2 separate regions of the Homo sapiens genome follow, and region 2 is linked to region 1. A link is a loop called in an ENCODE intact Hi-C map of the cell type or tissue named here. Cell type or tissue: heart right ventricle. All regions are shown on one strand. Each heading gives the region's core, and the rest is flanking DNA. Links, peaks and the distances in the headings are about the cores only.

Region 1 (9,218 bases), core at 1,219-9,218:
TATAATCCCAGCACTTTGTGAGGCAGAGGTGGGTGGATCACCTGAGGTCAGGAGTTCGAGACCAGCCTGGCCAACGTGGTAAAACCCCGTCTCTATTTCAAAACACAAAAATTAGCCGGGCGTGGTAGCGGGCATCTGTAATCCCAGCTACTCGGGAGGCTGAGGCAAGAGAATCACTTGAACCTGGAAGAGGTTGCAGTGCGCCGAGATCATGCCACTGCACTCCAGACTGGGTGACAGAGCGAGACTCAGTCTCAAAAAAAAGAAAAGAAAAAGGGAATCAGGCACGATCCCTACTAGCAACTGAGATTCTTTGATATTGAAAAGAAGGAAGCTGAGAGGCTTGGGCCTTCCCTCCAGAAAAACCGGGAATCCAAACTGGCATATGAGGAAAGGCGACAGCCCTGCGGGCCGGCCTTGCTGGGAAAATCCCACCTCCCTGTCTCAACCCACAGCATAATTTAAACATTCAAGTACCTGGCCCGGTGCACTCACCTTTTCTTTCTGAGAAGAGCTGGCATTTCCTCTCTCACTGGCAGGGTCTGTGTTCTCCCTCACCTGCTACAAGAGACACACACAGAGTGGATGCAGACCCCAAGAACCCTCAGAGCTCGGGGCAGGCCTCGGGCATCATGCTTGTCCCCGCTGCTCGGCCCACTGCATGCCCCAGTCAACGAACAGCTGCTAAATGAAACTGACCTGAAGCTCAGCCCAACTCACACTGCCCGCTTGGTGCGCTTCTCTTTCTCCAAAGATGTCCTCAAATCATGGTCAGAGTGCCCTGAATAGGTCCCTGTAGAGCTAGGGACCCATCTACTTCCTATGTGTCACCCCAGGGCCTGGCACCTGGCCCCATGACCGCCAGCAAGCAGCAGAAGCGCAGCTCACCACTCGAGGTGCCACTGACCCAGAACCTGCAGCCCCTGGGCCACACTGGGGTGGGGCCCACAAAGCAGAGCTGGCAGAGGCCGTACCCAGCTTCTCCCCACCAACCAGGCACTGGAAGCACCGAGGGCTACAGTGACAAACGTCCCCACTCCCAGTGGCTCAAGTGTCATCTTTCCAGGACAAACGTTATCACAAATACGTGAAGGTGATTAAAGTGTTCATCTATGGACACATACCCCGAGCACCTGGGCTGTGCCAGGCAGCGTCCTGGGTGTGGGGCCTGAAGCAGGGAAGGCAGCCCCTGCCCTCATGGAGATTCTGTTCCAGGGGAGAAGACAAAACCAATGAGGGAAACAGGAAGGACAGCAGGGGCCACAGGGGCCAGGAAGACTGAGGGGCAGGAAGGGGTCGGAGGCAAGAGGGGGTTTGAGGGTCCAGAAGGGCTTCCTGAAGGAAGGGACTGCCAACCTGAAGAGGTTCAGGCAGACTGCATGAGGCTATCTGGGAAGGGTGCTGGGGAGGACAGATGGGGCAGGGGCTCCCAGGCGGCCGCTCTGGGCGTGTTTGCTACGTGGCCGCTTTGTTCTTCCCATCGGCTCCACTCTCCACTCACGGATCCCTTTCCTCTCCCCATAAATCCACCAATGCAGGGAGCTGCTGGCCTGTGGCTTGTCCCGCCACTGCCCTGCCTGCCCACTCCACGTGGGTGCCCCTGTGGCCTATCATGCGATCTCAAGGCTTCAGCATCCAACTCTTTGTGAGCCCTCTCCTGAGCCAGGCCCACACATCCCACCTCCACCAAGGCAAGCTTGGCTCACTGCAACCTCTGCCTCCCGGTTCAAGAGATTCTCCTGCTTCAGCCTCCCAAGTAGCTGGGATTACAGGTGCCCACCAACACACCCAGCTGATTTTTGTATTTTTAGTAGAAATGGGGTTTCAACATGTTGGCTGGGCTGGTATCGAATTCCTGACCTCAGGTGATCCACCCACCTCTGCCTCCCAAAGTGCTGGGATTACAGACGTGAGCCACCGCACCCAGCCATAGAATAATTCATTTTTAAAATGCCTTTAATTTATGACTTCTCTTAAAGCCGAGGTCATGGCCAGCAGGGCCACAGGGCTGTGGACCCCAGAGGCGTGACAGTGCTGTTGTCACTGGAGTTCTTGGCCTTGGCTTTTCCCACACATGCCGCCACCCCCACTGCCCCCAGCTGCTGGTAAACAACGCAGGCTGGATGTGACCAGACGGAAGGTGCAGTGCCCTCCTACCTGTGTGGGGTCCTGAAAGGCGAACACCGTGGGCACGGCATTGTGCTTTAGGTTCTTGCGGTTTCCAAAGGCGCTGAAGCACTCTGGCCGGAAGTGCTCGGAGCAGATGACCGTGTGCTGCTTGGGCTTGAAGTTGCCCCGGCCGATGTTCAGCACCCATTCCTTCAGCAGCTCCGGGCGGCTGAACGGAAACCTAAGGGCAGAGGCACGGGGTGTGAGGCCCAGCAAGGCTGGACCCAGCGCCTCAGAGTCATTCGGAATTTTCACATCACTACAGAGTACTTCCCTGGACAGCTGTGGACATTCAGTCCTCTCGGTTTATTAAATCACATCTAATTTCTGGAAGCTTCTGTCACAGCTGTTAAAGCACTCTTAATAGGAAACCCGAGACCACGAGCATGGCCAGAGAGCCCAAGTGAGCTGCTTCCGATGCTACATTTGCCAGGAGCCTACCAGGAGCCGGGCCCTGTTCTTCGTGCTAGGGATGGGGGGTAATGAGACAGTCCTGGCCCCCAAGAGCTGATATTCTGGAGCGGGGGCACAGTGATGAGCCACACAGATGTGGACGGTGTCTTCTGGGGATGACAGCTGCTCCAGAGAACAGACAGAGGGAAGCCCTGGGGTGGTGAGGAGAGGCAGCTGAAGGGGTGATGTTTGAGCACAGACCGCAGGAAGTGGCAGCACAAGCGACGCAGGCTTCAGAAGGGACAGCAGGAACGGCCACTCACGCAGGTCCAGCTGAGACAGCGAGAGGGAGTGGGGACTGCATGACGCAGGGCCCTGAGCAGCTGGGGAGTCCCTGGAGGCTCTAGACAGAGGTGAGATGGAACCTGGGTCCACCCTGGCTGCTGTGGGACCAGGCATTGGCAGGAAGTGGTAATGAGAGGGCAGACTTGGATGTATTTTGAAAGCCATGCAGTAAGGTTTGCCTGTAGATGGTAAAATTGAGAAGGAAGGAGTTTCATGTTGGAGATAAAATTAAGTTACAGGACGGCAGGTTAAGGGGATCAGAAGTTTGTTTTGTAGCAGCTGAGCATGGTGGCTCACGCCTGTAATCCCAGCACTTTGGGAGGCCAAGGCAGACAGACTGCCTCAACTCAGGAGTTCAAGACCAGCCTGGCCAACATGGTGAAACCCCATCTCTACTAAAGATGCAAAAATTAGCCCAGCGTGGTGGCGCACTCCTGTGATCCCAGCTACTTGGGAGGCTGAGGCACAAGAATCACCTGAACCAGGGAGGCAGAGGCTGCAGTGAGCCGAGACTGCGCCACTGCACTCCACCTGGGCAACAGAGTGAGAGTCTGTCTCCAAAAAAAGAAGTTTGTTTTTTATGTCAGGAGTTAAATTTGAGGTGCTTTTTAGGCTCTCCATGTGCTGGGGTGACAGGCGGCCACACGCATCTGGAGATGTCAGTGTGGCGGCCAACCCTGCGGAACCGATAAGCCTGGGTGAGATGGGCCCCTGGGGAGCAAGTGTGGCTAGAAGCCACCCCTGGGCCATGGCCCACACCCCAGGGCTCCAACACTTAGTGCTGGAAATAAGGAGGATCCAGCAAAGGAGACTGAGAAGAGACACCTGTGGCCAAGAAGTGTACCAGACGCCATGCGGGAAAAGTGACCCAGGCTCAGGGGTCAGTTGTGTGAAATGCTATGCAATCGATCAGTGTCACAAGGCTCACTAGTGATGTGACAGAGCTCTCGTGGGAGTGGAGGAAACGACTTCAAGAGAGAAGGCGCAGCAACTCCATCCCCAAGTACATACCTGACAGAGGCAAAACAGATAGATGCACTGCAACACAAGTCCCACCAAAACTGGCCAAAACAATGTTTGTTTTGTTTTGTTTTTTGAGACGGAGTCTCGCTCTGTTGCCCAAGATGGAGTGTAGTGGTGCGATCTCGGTTCACTGCAAGCTCTGCCTCCCAGGGTCAAGTGATTCTCCTGCCTTAGCCTCCTGAGTAGCTGGGATTTCAGGTGCGCGCTACCACGCCCGGGTAATTTTTGTATTTGTAGTAGAGAAGTAGAGACGGGGTTTCACCATGTTGGTCAGGCTGGTCTCCAACTCCTGACCTCAGGTGATCCACCCAGCTCGGCCTCCCAAAGTGCTGGGATTACAGGCGTGAGCCACCACGCCCAGCCTCCAGAACCATGTATTTGTCATCCAAAAAATGGGGCCACCCAAATGCCCTTCAATTGTAGAACAAATCAGTAAATTCTGGCACTTGCATTCAATGGAATATTATGTGGCAACGAAAGCGAATGAACTGCAATCCACTCTGATAGCGGGCAGGATAGGGTTCCCTTTGGGCAGGAGAGAGGAGGAGGGCCTGGGAGGGGGTCCAGGTAGGGGTTCTTCTCGGGGGTAGTGATGTTTTATTTCTTATTTTGAGATGAGGTATCGCTCTGTCACCCAGGCTGGAGTGCAGTGGCAAGATTATAGCTCACTGCAGCCTCGAAGCTGGGTTCAAGCGATCCTCCTACTTCAGTCTCCCGAGCAGCTGGGACTACAGGGGCACACCACCTTGCCTGGCTAATTTTTTTAAATTATTTGTAGAGGTAGGGTCTCCTTCTGTTGCCCAGGCAGGTCTCGAACTCCCAGGCTCAAGCGATCCTCCCGCCTCGGCCTCCCAAAGTGCTGGGATGACAGGCTTGAGCCACCGCGCCCAGCTGGTAACGTTTCAGTTCAGTGACGTTCACTTGGGGAAAACTCGCTGGGCTGTATACTTATGATTCGTGCATTTTTCTGCATGTACATTACGTATACTTCAAGCAAAGCATTTATCACAAAACAGAACAATGGGAGCAGAGGGAATGGGAACGATGAGCACAAGCCCCCCTTCGGAATGTGCCCAAAAGTGGGTAGAGAAATGGTGCCGTGACTGGACCTTGGAGAAAGCGCAACTGTGACTAATGACGATTGCTCCTGGGCCGGGCCGGGCCGGGCCGGGCGAGTGCTGGAGCAGACTCCAAAGTCTCCAGCGTCCTCCCGCGACCCTGCAGAGTCCCTTCCCACTGCCAGGACGCCCCTGGGGGTTCCACTCCTCCACTGCACTGCCCAGGTGCCGGGCTCCCTTCAGGACCGCGCGCGGCGGGGGCTGCAGCGACCAGGGACACAGCAAACCCCGGCCGCGGCCCGCTAGTCTGTTCAGCAAACACCTGCTCCGCTCCCTGCACGTCCCGGCCCTGGCCCCGCCAGGTGCGCCGCTGCCCCTCCGTCCGCCACTCCCCGCATCCCCGCGGCGGGCGCGGCGGCGCCAGCCCCTCTGGGCCCAGGACCTCGGCCTGTCCCCGGGCCCAGCGGCCGCACGCCTTTGGGCCTCCCGCCCGGCGCGCCAAGGCCTCGGAGTCGGTCCGCGGGCCCCGGGTCTGGGCCTCCCGCGCCCCCGGGTCCCCGCCTCTTACCGGTGGAAGGTGAGCTGCTTCCTGCGGCTGCTGTAGCGGTTGCAGCACTGCCGGGCCGCGCACGACTTCGGCATCTCGAGCCAGGCCTGGCTGCCCCCAACAAAGATGGCGGCGGCGGCGGGGCCTGCGGAGAGGGGAGGGACCTGCGGGGAGGGGCGGGGCCGCTGGGAGGTGGTGACGGGCCTGGCTCGCCTCCAGGGCGCGCTCATCCTGCCATCCCAGCCACCCGCGTCTCCCCAGGGTCGGACGGGACCCGGGGCGCCACGTAAAGGGGTGCTCCGGGCCCCAATTCAGGCCCGAAACCCCAACTCCTAGCCTTGGGCCTGTGCAAGTCTTACCCCATTCGCCAATGCTGGTCGCCTTTCACCTCCTTGCTTTGAGCACCCAACCAGGACGCATAGCCACTCACAGGCTTGGACAACTGGAAACCAACGGCCAACCCCTCAGTGTTTTTAGGGCTTTGAATTGTGAATAGGTCTGGACTCCTCTGACGTCACTGGAGGTGGTACTAGTTGGCCACTGGTGGTGTCAGTTCAGAGGCCAGACAGCTCACTGCCCTTAAGTTTGGTCACAGGGAACCCCCAAACGTGAAGAGGCAAAAAGGGCAACTGAAGGGGAGGGAGATTCCAGTTCAGGCCTTGCAGAAACTCCGAGGCTGCAGCTTTCTCAAAGCAGCCTATAGGGAAGGCGTCATCTTGTAAGAAGAAAAAAAAAAAAATCGGCCAGGCGCAGTGGCTCACGCCTGTAATCCCAGCACTTTGGGAGGCCGAGGCAGGCGGATCACCTGAGATCAGGAGTTCAAGGCCAGCCTGACCGACATGGTGAAACCCCATCTCTACTAAAAATACAAAAATTAGCCGCACATGGTGGCGGGCACCTGTAATTCCAGCTACTCGGAAGGCTGAAGCAGGAGAATCTCTTGAACCCGGGAGGTGGAAGTTACAATGAGCCAAAATCTCATCACAGCACTTCACAGCCTAGGTGACAAGAACGAAACTCAAGTCTCAAAAACAAAAAAAAAATCAAAAGTAGGCTAACCACTCACTGGGGCTTGAGCTAATCCTCAATCTGATGAAGAAACTGCAAAAACCATTCACATCTACTCGTCCTGTGGTTTGTTTCTAAGGAATTCACCAGCAAGGTACCTTAACACCGTGGGCATTTTCCATCCTGCTAAGTGCACACTGAGACGCTGCCTTCCCAGAGACTTGATGTAATCATGCTTTGGGGAGGTAGCAAGGAGAAAAGAAACACAATTGTCCTTCAGCACAGAACGCAATCGCCTGAACCTTGAATCATGAACCTCAAAGTAGCAATATATTTATTTACAAAATATACAGTTTCACAGAAACAGCTTCGCTTTATACACATAAACTTTAAAATTACACAGAACCATGTAAACGATGTGAAGTGTCTGGCCTGGCCAAAGCCAATGGGAGGGCCTACTTTTGGGGTGACATCCCTCCCTCCCCTCACTTCATTAGCCACCAACCAGGAACCACAGATGGGTCGTGCCTAATTTGCATATAAAGAAGCTGATTGCAGCTGCCCAGCTCAATCTAACACAAAAACCAAGGTGTCCGACTTCTTAGACACCACCCACAGGGACAGATCTGCTAAAAGAACAAAAATGCAATCAAGGAAACAAAATGGAGATGAGTATCACATGCATTCCAGAGGCATCGAACCTTCTAGCACACGTGACAGTTGCCAGGGCCGGCAGTTCCATTCTAAAGTCACATGGATTCTTAAATGCACCTTTAAAAGCTTGTGGAATTTTTTTTTTTCAAAGCAGAAAAACACTTTGGAGCGCTGGTTATTCACGTGGTGAAGACACTGGACAGGCGTTATCTCAGGGTAGATCTTTGGCAAATTCCTCTCCAATGCGTCCTGGCTGTTTGCCCTCGTCAGTTTCTAAACCAGCTTACTATTTTTCTCTACCGAACCTCCCCCTTGGGGATCTTCACAATAAACTGGCTTCAGAAACTATTTCTCTCTAGTTTCGTGTTAATACAAGCAACAGAACTTTTAAAAAAATAAGACGGTTGGACAAGTGTGAAAGATACTAGGACAAAAAAAATGCCTCTGATTAGCCAAATTACGGTTCAAGCCCCTTGGTGCTTCAGTGGGAGAAGGTGGGAAGAGTCTGCCTGGTGGCCTGGCACAAAGGTGCCACATGAAGGGGAAGCCCCCAGCAGTGAGAACGCGGGCCCATCCCACTGAAAACAAACATGACTTGCTTGAGCATTCTTCCCTTTCCATGCCTTAAAGAAACAATGCTTATGAAAACCTACCAATCAATTAGAAAATGTTTTGAGAACAAGTACTTGAACTGCTGAAGAGCAGTGTTCATTTCAGAGAAAGCCGGAGCCCCTCTCCCTCCCAGCCCCAGAACTACCAGTGTTCCAGGGCACCCTGCCCTCGAGCAGAGTTCTTCCACAGCCTCCGGCATCAACTCCCAGGTTTTTCCAGAGCTGGCCCTCACAGGGGCCTCCCAGGTCCAGGATCCCAGCTGAGATTTAAGGAACTCGGCACAGTTCCAAGGGGTCATCCTGAAGGCCCATGTTACCCTATCACTCACTCACCAACTCAAAACAGAAAAAGAAAGACTCAAGTCCTAACTGTACCCTGTGGAACCGGCAGGCCAGCCTGTCTAAAGGGCACACAAGAGTCACCCAACGGAGAGGGCTCCCTCCCAGCTCTCCTTTACCCTATTCTTTGGAGGAACACCATGCGGGTCCCAGTGATTGCCTAACCTTTATGCTGCTACCAGAATGAGGTGAAAGGAAGAGACAAAGACAGAACCTATGAGTTCCCACACTCGCAAACAGCTGGCCTGAGCCCACCAAGACCTCACACACCAACTAAGAGGGCACTCAGCAAGAAATCAGCCAATACTTTTGGCTGTATCGTGCAAAAAGACAGGGTTTTTACATCGTGCAAAACAGGAAACTGAGTTATGAACACGGGCCATCTCAACCCCCCAACCAACTCCCTTTCCACAGAGAAGTGGCCACATTGTCCCTTTTAACAAACAGAAGGAAACCTAAGAACCACCAGCTGACCCGCCAGCCCAGCGCCCTTCCAGGGGAGCCCGAGGCCTCCCGCCAGTGCCTCCCCCAGCCGGTCAGGCAGCAGCTGAGGCAGGCAGAGGGCAAGCCACTAAGTAGGGGCAACTTGGATGGCTGCTGTACAGACACTTTTGGTAAAAGACTTAACACTCAAGAAAAAGCTTACACGTATGGCTGTTCATTAACAGGCTGGGGAAACCGAACACCTCTCCCCAACACAGTGGAAGCAGAATAACAGCTGGCACTGAGCCCAATCAGCGGGAATCTCTTAGCAATGATAGCAAAACGCACAGCTACCACGGACCCTCATTTTCAAATGAGCCAAACCCGCTGCACGTGGGTGTCCAGTCCACCTCCACTGCAGGGAACGCAGCTCTGGCAGCAGCTCTGGCTGGCAAAGGTCGCATTCGGTCACCGGCTATGTACAGTTTCTACCTTGGACAGCCTGTCCTTTTGCTTAGGCACCTAAATGGCAGGGATCTGCCCGCACCAGAGCTGAGGGTTCTGTGCTCAACTAAGAGAAGGGCAAAAAAGCCCGCGGTCGCTTCCGATTCCACGCTCGCAGCCTCCTCGCCAGCCAGCAGTCAGTCC
Region 2 (9,405 bases), core at 614-8,613, 53 kb after region 1:
GGCTGGTCTCGAACTCCCGACCTCAAGTGATCCACCCGCCTCAGCCTCCCAAAGTGCTGGGATTACAGGCATGAGCCACCGCACCCAGTGGCTGATTCTCTTGATCAGAATTCTGTCTGGTAGCAGGTGTCCTCCAACCTGAAGCTAACTGGCAGCCCAGTGACTGGGCCTTGGTTCTGGGGCAGGGCACATGGGGCCCAAGGGAGGCCCTCCCTCCACCGTGCAGCCCCCGGGAGTGCTGGGTAGCTCGCCTGCTCCATTGCCCACTCACCACTCTTGTTGAGGAAGGTCCCAGCCCCACAGGGCACACACTCAAAGCAGCAGTGATGGAAACCCGTAACCACTCGCTGGTGCCCTTCAAGACAGTCGCTGGAACACACAGACTTAGGCACCTGTAAGAAGCCAGAGGGGCCACACGTAGGGGCCCAAGTCAAAGGACAGCTCACATGTGGAACAGAAAACAGAATCTCTGTGCATCTGCCCTCAGGGCTCACTCCCAGGGCAGGGCCCCTGGTCGTGTGAACTTCCGCCCCAGGGCATCTGCACACTCGCCTACGGAGTGTCTTCCCTGCTTCCCTGGCCAGGATGGGTAGAGTGGTGGCAGCTGGACCCCTGGGGCCCCCCTCCTGCTCCCTGTACACTGTGTCAGCATCACCCCCAGGCTCTAGGTTGCCCATAAGCCAGTTACATGGTGAGTAGCCACATCCCCATTACCTGGTTGTCCTTTCCGTGCCACTGGATTTTGGTCTCATTTATGTTTAGCTGAACTGGAGACCATGTGGAGGAACCGAGGACCGTGAAGGTCCACTTGGGTCCATTCCAGTCCCAGGCAATTATGTTATAGCTACTGAGGGGATCTCTGTTGTCATTAAACGCCACAGTGTCCTTGTGTAGAAGGAAATGCACCTTGTGGATCTGCTCCAAAAGCTGAAAGAAACGCGTATCATGAAGCCACCACAGACAGCACAGACCCACATGGTCCCAGAAGCAAGGGCCTGGGGCCTTCCTGGGTTTCCGTCCTGGTGGTTTCAGCCCATCAGGAAGGTCTCGTCCCTTCCTTCTTAGGAAGCCCCTCAATCTTCCCCACCAACCTCCTGAGAGGAGGCCTCTAACAAACACTCCTTTACAGACAGTTTTAGCCCTGGATCTTATCACTTGACACTTCCAAGACACAGTGGGTGAGAGAAGGCAAGGATCAGAGAGAAAGATCTGTCTAAGAGAAGAGAGCTAATGCCTGTAATCCCAGCACTTTGGGAGGCCGAAGCAGGAGGATCACTTGATGCCAGGAGTTCGAGACCAGCCTGGCCAACATGGTGAAACCCCATCTCTACTAAAAATACAAAAATTAGGCCGGGTGCGGTGGCTCACGCCTGTAATCCCAGCACTTTGGGAGGACGAGGTGGGCGGATGACAAGGTCAGGAGATTGAGACCATCCTGGCTAACATGGTGAAACCCCGTCTCTACTCAAAATACAAAAAAAATTAGCTGGGCGTGGTGGCGGGCGCCCGTAGTCCCACCTACTTGGGAGGCTGAGGCAGGGGAATGGAGTGAACCTGGGAGGCGGAGCTCACAGTGAGCCAAGATCGCACCACTGCATTCCAGCCTGGGCAACAGAGCGAGACTCTATCTCAAAAAAAAAAAAAAGAAAAGAAAAATTATCCAGGCATGGTGGTGGGTGCCTGTAATCCCAGCTACTCAGGAGGCCGAGGCAAGAGAATCACTTGAACCCAGGAGGTGGAAGTTGCAGAGAGCCGAGATCGCATCACTACACTGCAGCCTGGGTGACAGAGCCAGACTGTCTCAAAAAACAAAACAAAACAAAACAAAAAACCTCAAGTTAGTGGCATTTATCCCCCTTGGCATTTAGAGTGACCGGAGAGTGCCCACTCTGCTCATCTCAGGATTGGCTGTTCTCCCTGACAGGAGGTGCTGGGGTGGGCTCTCTTACCTGCCAGGGGTAGACTCGGCCCCTGGAACAAGCTCCAGAGGCACAGCCCAGGAGCTGGTGGAGGCCATGGGCCACCGCATACACAGCCCGGTATGCGTTGTAGGCAGAACTCATGGAGAAGGCTTTGAGCTTGGGCATCGTGTGTGCCATGAAAGCTTGGCATTCTCTGCAGAGCTGATTGCTGCTGCACCAGGAGCCCTTGTGGCAAGGCCTAGGGGCCTTCTTGTCTGCCCGGGCATAGGCTTCTTCAAACGCCTTCAGGCCAGGGACAGCCCTCTTCTGGATGGCCACGCCCAGCACCATCCCAATGCGCTGGATCCCGGGCACCCCAGTGATGTGCCTGGAGAGGGCCCAGGCTTCTGAGGCGACCCACACCTTGCCAGTCAGGTTGGTCAGCACCACGGACTCGAAAAACACCCTGGCCAACTGCCGGCTGGAAAAAACAACCACGACGGTGGCCCCGGCCTGGGCCAGGTGGCGCATGAGGCACTGCATCCTCTCATCGCCCACCTGGGCAGAGAAGGGCATGATGTCCTTGAAAGCAATGCAGATCCCCTGACCAGTGGCCTGGTTCTCCAGTGCCTGCACCCCTAGCTGCCCATAGTCGTCACTGCTGCCAACCAGAGAGATCCAGGTCCACCCGAACTTCTGCAGCAGCAGCACCATGGTCTCCACCTGGTACTTGTCATTGGGGATGGTGCGCAGGAAAGAGGGATACTGCCGCTTCACGCTGAGCGTCTCGCTGCTGGCCGCATAGCTAATCTATGGGAGGTCCCGTTCAGCCATTTCAGTCTCCACTGAAGGCCCCCCCAGTGCCTGGCCCTGTGCTGGGTGTGGGGATACAGGGAGCCGGGGAGACCAGGAGAGCACCCCTCAGCCTGTGAAACTGACAAATCACCTGCGAAGGCTCCACTGGGGCAGGTTCTGGGGGAGGGGTGGGAATCTGCCTGGGGACAAGGGGTGAGGGGATGCATTCCAAGCAAAGGAGACAAAACCTGCATAGGAGTGAAATAGTCCCGTGTGTTTGGGGACCTTCAGGGACTTCCACTGGAGGCAGTTTGCAAGGAAGAAGAGAAGCATGTGTAGGTCAGGGCAGAAGTTAGGTCAGTGGCCTGTTAGGAACCGGGCCTCACAGGAGGAGGTGAGCAGCTGGTGAGTAAGCGAAGCTTCATCTGTATTTACAGCTGCTCCCCTCCTGTCAGATCAGCAGCAGCATCAGATTCTTGTAGGAGCTTGAACCCTACTGTGAACTGCACATGCGAGGGATCTGGGTTGCACGCTACTTATGAGAATCTAATGTCTGATGATCTGTCACTGTCTCCCATCACCCCCAGATGGGACCATCTAGTTGTAGGAAAACAAGCTCAGGGCTCCCACTGATTCTACATTATGGTGAGTTGTATAATTATTTTATTATATTAATACATTATGGCCGGGTGCAGTGGCTCACACCTGTAATCCCAGCACATTGGGAGGCCGAGGTGGGTGGATCACGAGGTTAGGAGTTTGCGACCAGCCTGGCTAACACGGTGAAACCCCGTCTCTACTAAAAATACAAAAAAATTAGCCGGGCATGGTGGCGCGCGCCTGTAGTCCCAGCTACACGGGAGGCTGAGGCAGGAGAATGGCGTGAACCCGGGAGGCGGAGCTTGCAGTGAGTCGAGATCGCGCCACTGCACTCCAGCCTGGGCGACAGAGCGAAACTCCGTCTCAAAAAATAAAAATAAAAATAAAAATAAATAAATAAATAAATGTAATGCACTTGAATCATCCTGAAACCAACCCCTCACACACCCGTCCTTAGAAAAATTGTCTTCCACGAAACCAGTCCCTGATGCCGAAAAGGTTGGGGGCCACTGCTGTAAGCCACAGGGAGTCCCTAAGGATGTCCGCAGAGAAGTGCTATGTTCGGACTTGCATTTTTTCTTTTCTTTCTGAGACAGAGTCTTGCTCTGTCGCCCAGGATGGAGTGCGGTGGCGTGATCTTGGCTCACTGCAACCCCTGCCTCCTGGGTTCAAGAAATTCTCCTGCCTCAGCCTCCTGAGTAGCTGGGATTACAGGTGCCTGCCACCACGCCTGGCTAATTTTTGCATTTTTAGCAGAGACAGGGTTTCACCACGTTGGCCAGGCTGGTTTCCAACTCCTGACCTCATGAGCTGCCCACCTTAGCCTCCCAAAGTGCTGGGATTACAGGCGTGAGCCCCCGCGCCCGGTGCCCGGCCGGGACTTGCATTTCATGAGCGTATCTCTGACTTCAGTGAGGAATGAGTTAGAAGAAATTTAAGACTAAAATCAGGGGGAAGCCTTAGGACACTGATGGGAGAATCTAGCTGAGGGGTGATGCTGGTGTGAATTCCAGCTGTGGCTGTGGCAGTGGAAAAGGAGGCCAGAAAGGATGAAAGGTGGGGAGCAGGGCAAGGAGGAGCAGCAGTGGGCAGGACTCCAGGGTGATGGCCACTCCCTCACTACCCTCCACCAGAGGATTGGGGCTAATACAGGAAGAAAAGAGGCTTTTGTTGTGTAGGGAGGTAAGGTCAATCTGGGCCTTGCTGGGTCCATGATGTGGCAATGTTGGGCCAGCATCAGGGGCTCAGATCAGAGGGGAGGGGACTGAGAATGGGAGGTTAAACCACGAGCCCACAGCCTGCCTGGGAACTGGAAAAGGGGAGGAGAGGAGGGCGAAGCCTGCTCCGGGGAATCACCTACCTTTTCAGAGGAAGTGGGGCAAAAGGAGAGAAGAGCTGCAAGTGAAAGCCAGGTGGGGGCAGGGGGCTGAGGGGGGCATAAATTCCAAGGAAAGACTCTCATAGGAGGACTGGTCAAAAATGTCACAAAGGGCACGGTGCCTCATGCCTGTAATCTCACCACTTTGGGAGGCCAAGGCAGGTGGATTGCTTGAGCCCAGGAGTTCAAGGCCAGTCTAGGCAACATAGTGAGACCTCTATCTCTACAAAAAATACAAAAATTAGCCAGGCATGGTGGCACATGCCTGTGGACCCAGCTACTTAGGAGTATGAGGTGGGAGGATTGCTTGAGCCTGGGAGACAGTGAGACAACATTGCACCACTGCACTCCAGCCTGAGTGTCAGAGTGAGACTGTGTCTCAAAAAAAAAAAAAAAAAAAAATCACAAGTCACCTAAGATAAAGAAGGACTGCAAAGTAGGATTTGGATACCTAGAAGGTGCCCCAGCTCACAGCGAAAGCAAGAGTGGTGGGGACAGAATCGGGCTGAGGGTCAATGAGGGCAGGGAGAGGCCAGCAGGAAACTCCCATGGGAAGGGGCAGGGAGTCAGTGCTCAGGGTAGAGGGCCTGGAAGAGGGAGAGGAATGAGGGCAACCACAGGCCAGGCAGGAACCCATGGGGAAGGATCCATAAGCCAAGGAGGGGCTGTGGTCCAAGGTACAGGGCAAGAATAAGCACAGAGACAGGACTGACATCAGCAAGGTGAGGCATGTCAGCACCTCTGAGCCAGGAGGGAAGAAGGAAAGGCAGGCAGGAGAGACTGGGATGATGTGGAGCAGTCTATGGGGTGGGAAGCAAAGGGTGTCCTTTTTTGGGGGGAGGATGGAGGGGACAAGGTATCACTCTGTCACCCAGGCTGGAATGCAGTGGTGCAATCTCAGCTCACTGCAACCTCCACCTCCCAGATTCCAGCAATTCTCCTGTCTCAGCCTCCCAAGTAGCTGGGATTACAGGCACACACCACCACTCTCAGCTAACTTTTGTATTTTTAGTAGAGATGGGGTTTCGCCATACTGGCCAGGCTGGTCTCGAACTCCTGGCCTCAAGAGATCTGCCCAGCCTCCCCAAGGGATTACAGGCATGAGCCACAGCGCCCGTCCAGGATGTCCATTCCTAACAAAGGCAACGGAACCTCTGGAGGGAGGAGGGAAGTGGAGGGCAGCAGGGGTACAGCTGAGTGGCAGTAGTTCCCAAGGAGAATGGGTTTTCCCATGAGAGTGGAGGCAGGGATCTGGAAGCAGCTCTGGAAAGAGAGGAAGGCTGGGGCAGGAACCACGCTGGGCAGGGACCCCTGACTTGTGACTAAAGAGCAGTGACCACCCAAGAGATCCAGGGGGCAGGCAGCCTTGGGGGGGACAGCAGCTCTTGCCCACATGCCCCAGCCCAGACTTGCCTGAAGGGAGATGGGCAAAGGTCTGAGGCTCCAGCTTACCATGGGCACCAGGAAAGGGCTCAGCAGGGCGGCTGTGGTGGCAGCACGGTTGGTGCTGTCAGGCCCAATCACTGCCAGCACCGTAGGGGAATAGTGGAGAAGGTCTCCTTGGAGCTCTATGTGGTGTTGCCCTGGCAGGGAGAGCACTCTCAGCGTGGCATACACATTGGCAGAGTCAGAACACACATCATACAGCTGGTACCCCAGGGTGATGTTGGGCAGCAGGGCCGTGGAGTTGTTTATCTCCTCAACCCCAAGCCGCATAGCCTGGAAGAGGTGGTAGCCATGCTCATTGAAGCTACAAGACCTGTGGAGAAAGCCAGTAAGAGACAGCTGAGAAGGACAAAGGCCTGCTGAGACCCTCTGGCCTCCTAGACTCTGAGGCTTGGGAGCAAAGGGAACCTTTGAGGTCATCGGTCCAGTCCCCCAAACCACAACTTCAACAAGGGCTCTCAAGCTCAGTAGGAGGAACAAGCTGGCCCTGATGGAGAAACTTATTAGCATCGAAAAGGTCCTGAAGTCCTGGAGCAGAGAAACCTGCTACATTAGTCAGTGTTTTCCAGAGAGAGAGAGAAAGTGAGAAATTTAGTTTAAGGAATTGGTTCACATTGTGAGGGCTGGCAAGTTCAAATTTTACAGGACAGGCCAGCAGGCTGGACATTCTATAAAGAATTGATGTTACTATGCTCTTCAGTCCTAAGGCGGTCTGGAGGCAGAATTCCCTCAATTCCCTCCTTGTGCAGAAACTTCAGGCTTTTTTTTTTTTTTTTTGAGATGTGTTAGGGACCCAACCCAGCAAAGGCCCTCCGCCAAGGCAGATGTTCCCCTCGCTTTGTTTTTCTCCATCCCCTCCTTTTCTCACCACCTGCAGGCCCTCTGCCAAGGCAGATGTTCCCCAGCTGTTGTTTTTTCCCCTAACATCTGCCCATCAACCAGGATGTGGCTCTACCCAGAAACAGCCCCCACTCCCTAAAATATACTTACACCCCCTAGTCTGTAAGCCTGGGCTGCTGCCTCCTCTGATTGCTGTGGAGCAGCCCAGCAGGTTAATAAACTTGCTTGCCTGACTTTGGGTCTACTCGTTCTTTCTCTTGGCTAACCTTACATTTTGGTGCTGAAACCCAGGAATGGGTAGGCTCTGGCCGGGCATCCCCAGAGGACTCACTCTCTCTCTCTCTCTCTCTCTCTCTCCCCCTCCCTCCCTCCCTCTCTCCTCCCTGGCTGTGTGCTAGAGCCTTTCCCCCTCTCATCCCACCTCTCTCCTGGCCACCCTCCCCTTCCAGAACCTGCCAAAGACCCAGAGGATTTCTCAGACTCTCCCATTATTGGCAACCTCATTCATCATTAGAGCTTCTGCGAGGGTGAGTAAAAGAGACTCCTGCCATTTACCCAGAATCCTTGACCGTCTCTGAATTCCCGAAAGACCCAGCGCTGGGCCAAGGGCTTCCTCTGGCCTCCAGGCCTCCGGTTCCTCCATTTCAGGGACGCCTGTCTCAGTGGCTACCTCCTCTATTCCAGACAGGGCTTGCGGGACACAGGACGCCCTCTCCCACCATCCTTGTTGACCGGCAGTCTCTCCTTCCACTGCCTGCCCCACTCCATTCACCATAGGAGCTTCTCATTCTACGCTTCCTAAGACCACCCCCCTTGGGTGTCTTCTATGCAACCTCAATGCCCTCGGCCTCCATTCAGAGGTCTGTCCTAAGAAGCTGCTTTTCTACTGTAATACTGTCTGGCCTCAATACAGGTTAGACAATAGCTCCCAATGGCCCGAAAATGGCACTTTCGATTTCAATGTCCTTAAAGACTTAGACAACTTTTGCCACTGCAATGGGAAGTGGTCCGAGATTCCTTATGTTCAGGCTTTCTTCACTCTCCATAGCCACCCTTCTCTCTGCCAGTCCTGTTCTACTTTCCAAATCCTCCTTGCCCGCTCCAAACCCAACTCACCCTCTGTCACTCTTCCTACAGCCCCAGTCGATGACTCCTCTTCTTTTAACCTCGCCAATTTTCCCCATCCTCGCCACCATCATGGTCCTCCATTAAACCACCCCAATCCCCCACCTTACGTCCCCGTTCCTGTTCTGCCCCCTTCTCCCCCTCTCTCCAACCACCCTGCCTCTGACTCCGAATTTTCACCGTCTCTACCCCTTACCCATTCTCGGGCCCAACATGCCCCTCAACCAGCCTCCTCACTTCCGCTCCGGGAGGTGGCAAGAGCTGAGGAGATCGTCCGTGTCCACGTCCCTTTCTCCCTCTCCAACCTCTACCAAATTGAAAAACATCTCGGGTCCTTCTCATCTGATCCCGATACTTATATCAAAGAATTTAAATATCTTACCCAATCTTATGAACTCACTTGGCATGATCTCTACATTATCCTCTCTTCCACCCTCCTTCCAGAAGAGAAGGAAAGAGTGTGGCTTGCAGCACAGGCACATGCCGCCAATCTTCATCAGCAAGATCCTACTAAGCCCGTAGGAGCTGCTGCTGTTCCCCAGTAAGAGCCTTCCTGGGAGTACCAACCCACAGACCCCAGCCGGGCATCCCATAACCACATGATTACCTGCCTCATTGCAGGCCTTAACAAAGCTGCCCATAAGCCTGTAAATTTTGAAAAACTTAAAGAAACTTCCCAAAAGGCAGACGAAAATCCTGCCCAATTCCTTTCCCGCCTTACAGAGTCTCTCCAAAAATATACCTGCATCGACACTGCCTCCCAAGAAGGAACTATTGTTCTTTTTTTTTTTTTTTCTTTTTTGAGACGGAGTCTCACACTCTTGCCCAGGCTGGAGTGCAGTGGCGCAATCTCGGCTCACTGCAAGCTCCGCCTCCCGGGTTCACGCCATTCTCCTGTCTCAGCCTCCGGAGTAGCTGGGACTACAGGCACCCGCCGCCACGCCCGGCTAATTTTTTTTGTATTTTTTTTTAGTAGAGATGGGGTTTCACCATGTTAGCCAGGATGGTCTCAATATCCTGACCTTGTGATCCGCCCACCTCAGCCTCCCAAAGTGTTGGGATTACAGGCGTGAACCACCGCGCCCGGCTGGAACTATTGTTCTCAATACCTATTTTATCTCCCAATCTGCCCCCAACACCTGGTGTAAACTTAAAAAGGCTGAAGATGGCCCTCAAACCCCACAACAAGACCTCCTTAACCTGGCTTTCAAAGTCTTCAATAATAAGGATGAGCAAAGTAAATTAGATAGAGCCTAAAGAGATCGCGCTAAATACCAACTTCTAGCTGTGGCTATCCGTCAATCTAGCCATAGTACACAA

What was found. A loop is a pair of places that touch in the nucleus more often than their neighbours do. Peaks named below come from ENCODE experiments on the same cell type or tissue, not always from the same donor. Only the 100,000 strongest peaks of a DNase experiment are listed, where the experiment ranks them.
Region 2: a loop joins it to region 1, with 3 times the contacts of the local background. A loop is called at or near these places in 32 of 110 quality-filtered maps.

What each region holds. Positions count from the first base shown.
Region 1 is chr1:6,621,631-6,630,848 of GRCh38, reverse strand. It overlaps PHF13 (PHD finger protein 13), which reads right to left. Exons shown (of 4, transcript NM_153812.3): 4 at 6,819-9,218. The coding sequence ends at 9,212. THAP3 (THAP domain containing 3) reads right to left here and starts at 5,981. Exons shown (of 6, transcript NM_001195753.2): 1 at 5,895-5,981; 2 at 5,557-5,699; 3 at 2,158-2,350; 4 at 496-561. The coding sequence starts at 5,630. RefSeq lists a silencer at 5,181-5,590. In heart right ventricle, for the core only: a CTCF peak has its summit at 5,792; DNase peaks (open chromatin) are centred at 4,814 and 5,688; H3K4me3 peaks cover 2,737 bases; H3K27ac peaks cover 2,128 bases.
Region 2 is chr1:6,567,937-6,577,341 of GRCh38, reverse strand. It overlaps TAS1R1 (taste 1 receptor member 1), which reads right to left. Exons shown (of 6, transcript NM_138697.4): 2 at 6,127-6,433; 3 at 1,950-2,711; 4 at 715-927; 5 at 272-392. It overlaps LOC107984912 (a long non-coding RNA gene), which reads left to right. Exons shown (of 3, transcript XR_002958250.1): 2 at 7,359-7,487. Among named protein-coding and RNA genes, the nearest start is that of ZBTB48, 7.4 kb to the left of the region's middle. In heart right ventricle, for the core only: no CTCF peak of the experiment used is centred there; no DNase peak of the experiment used is centred there.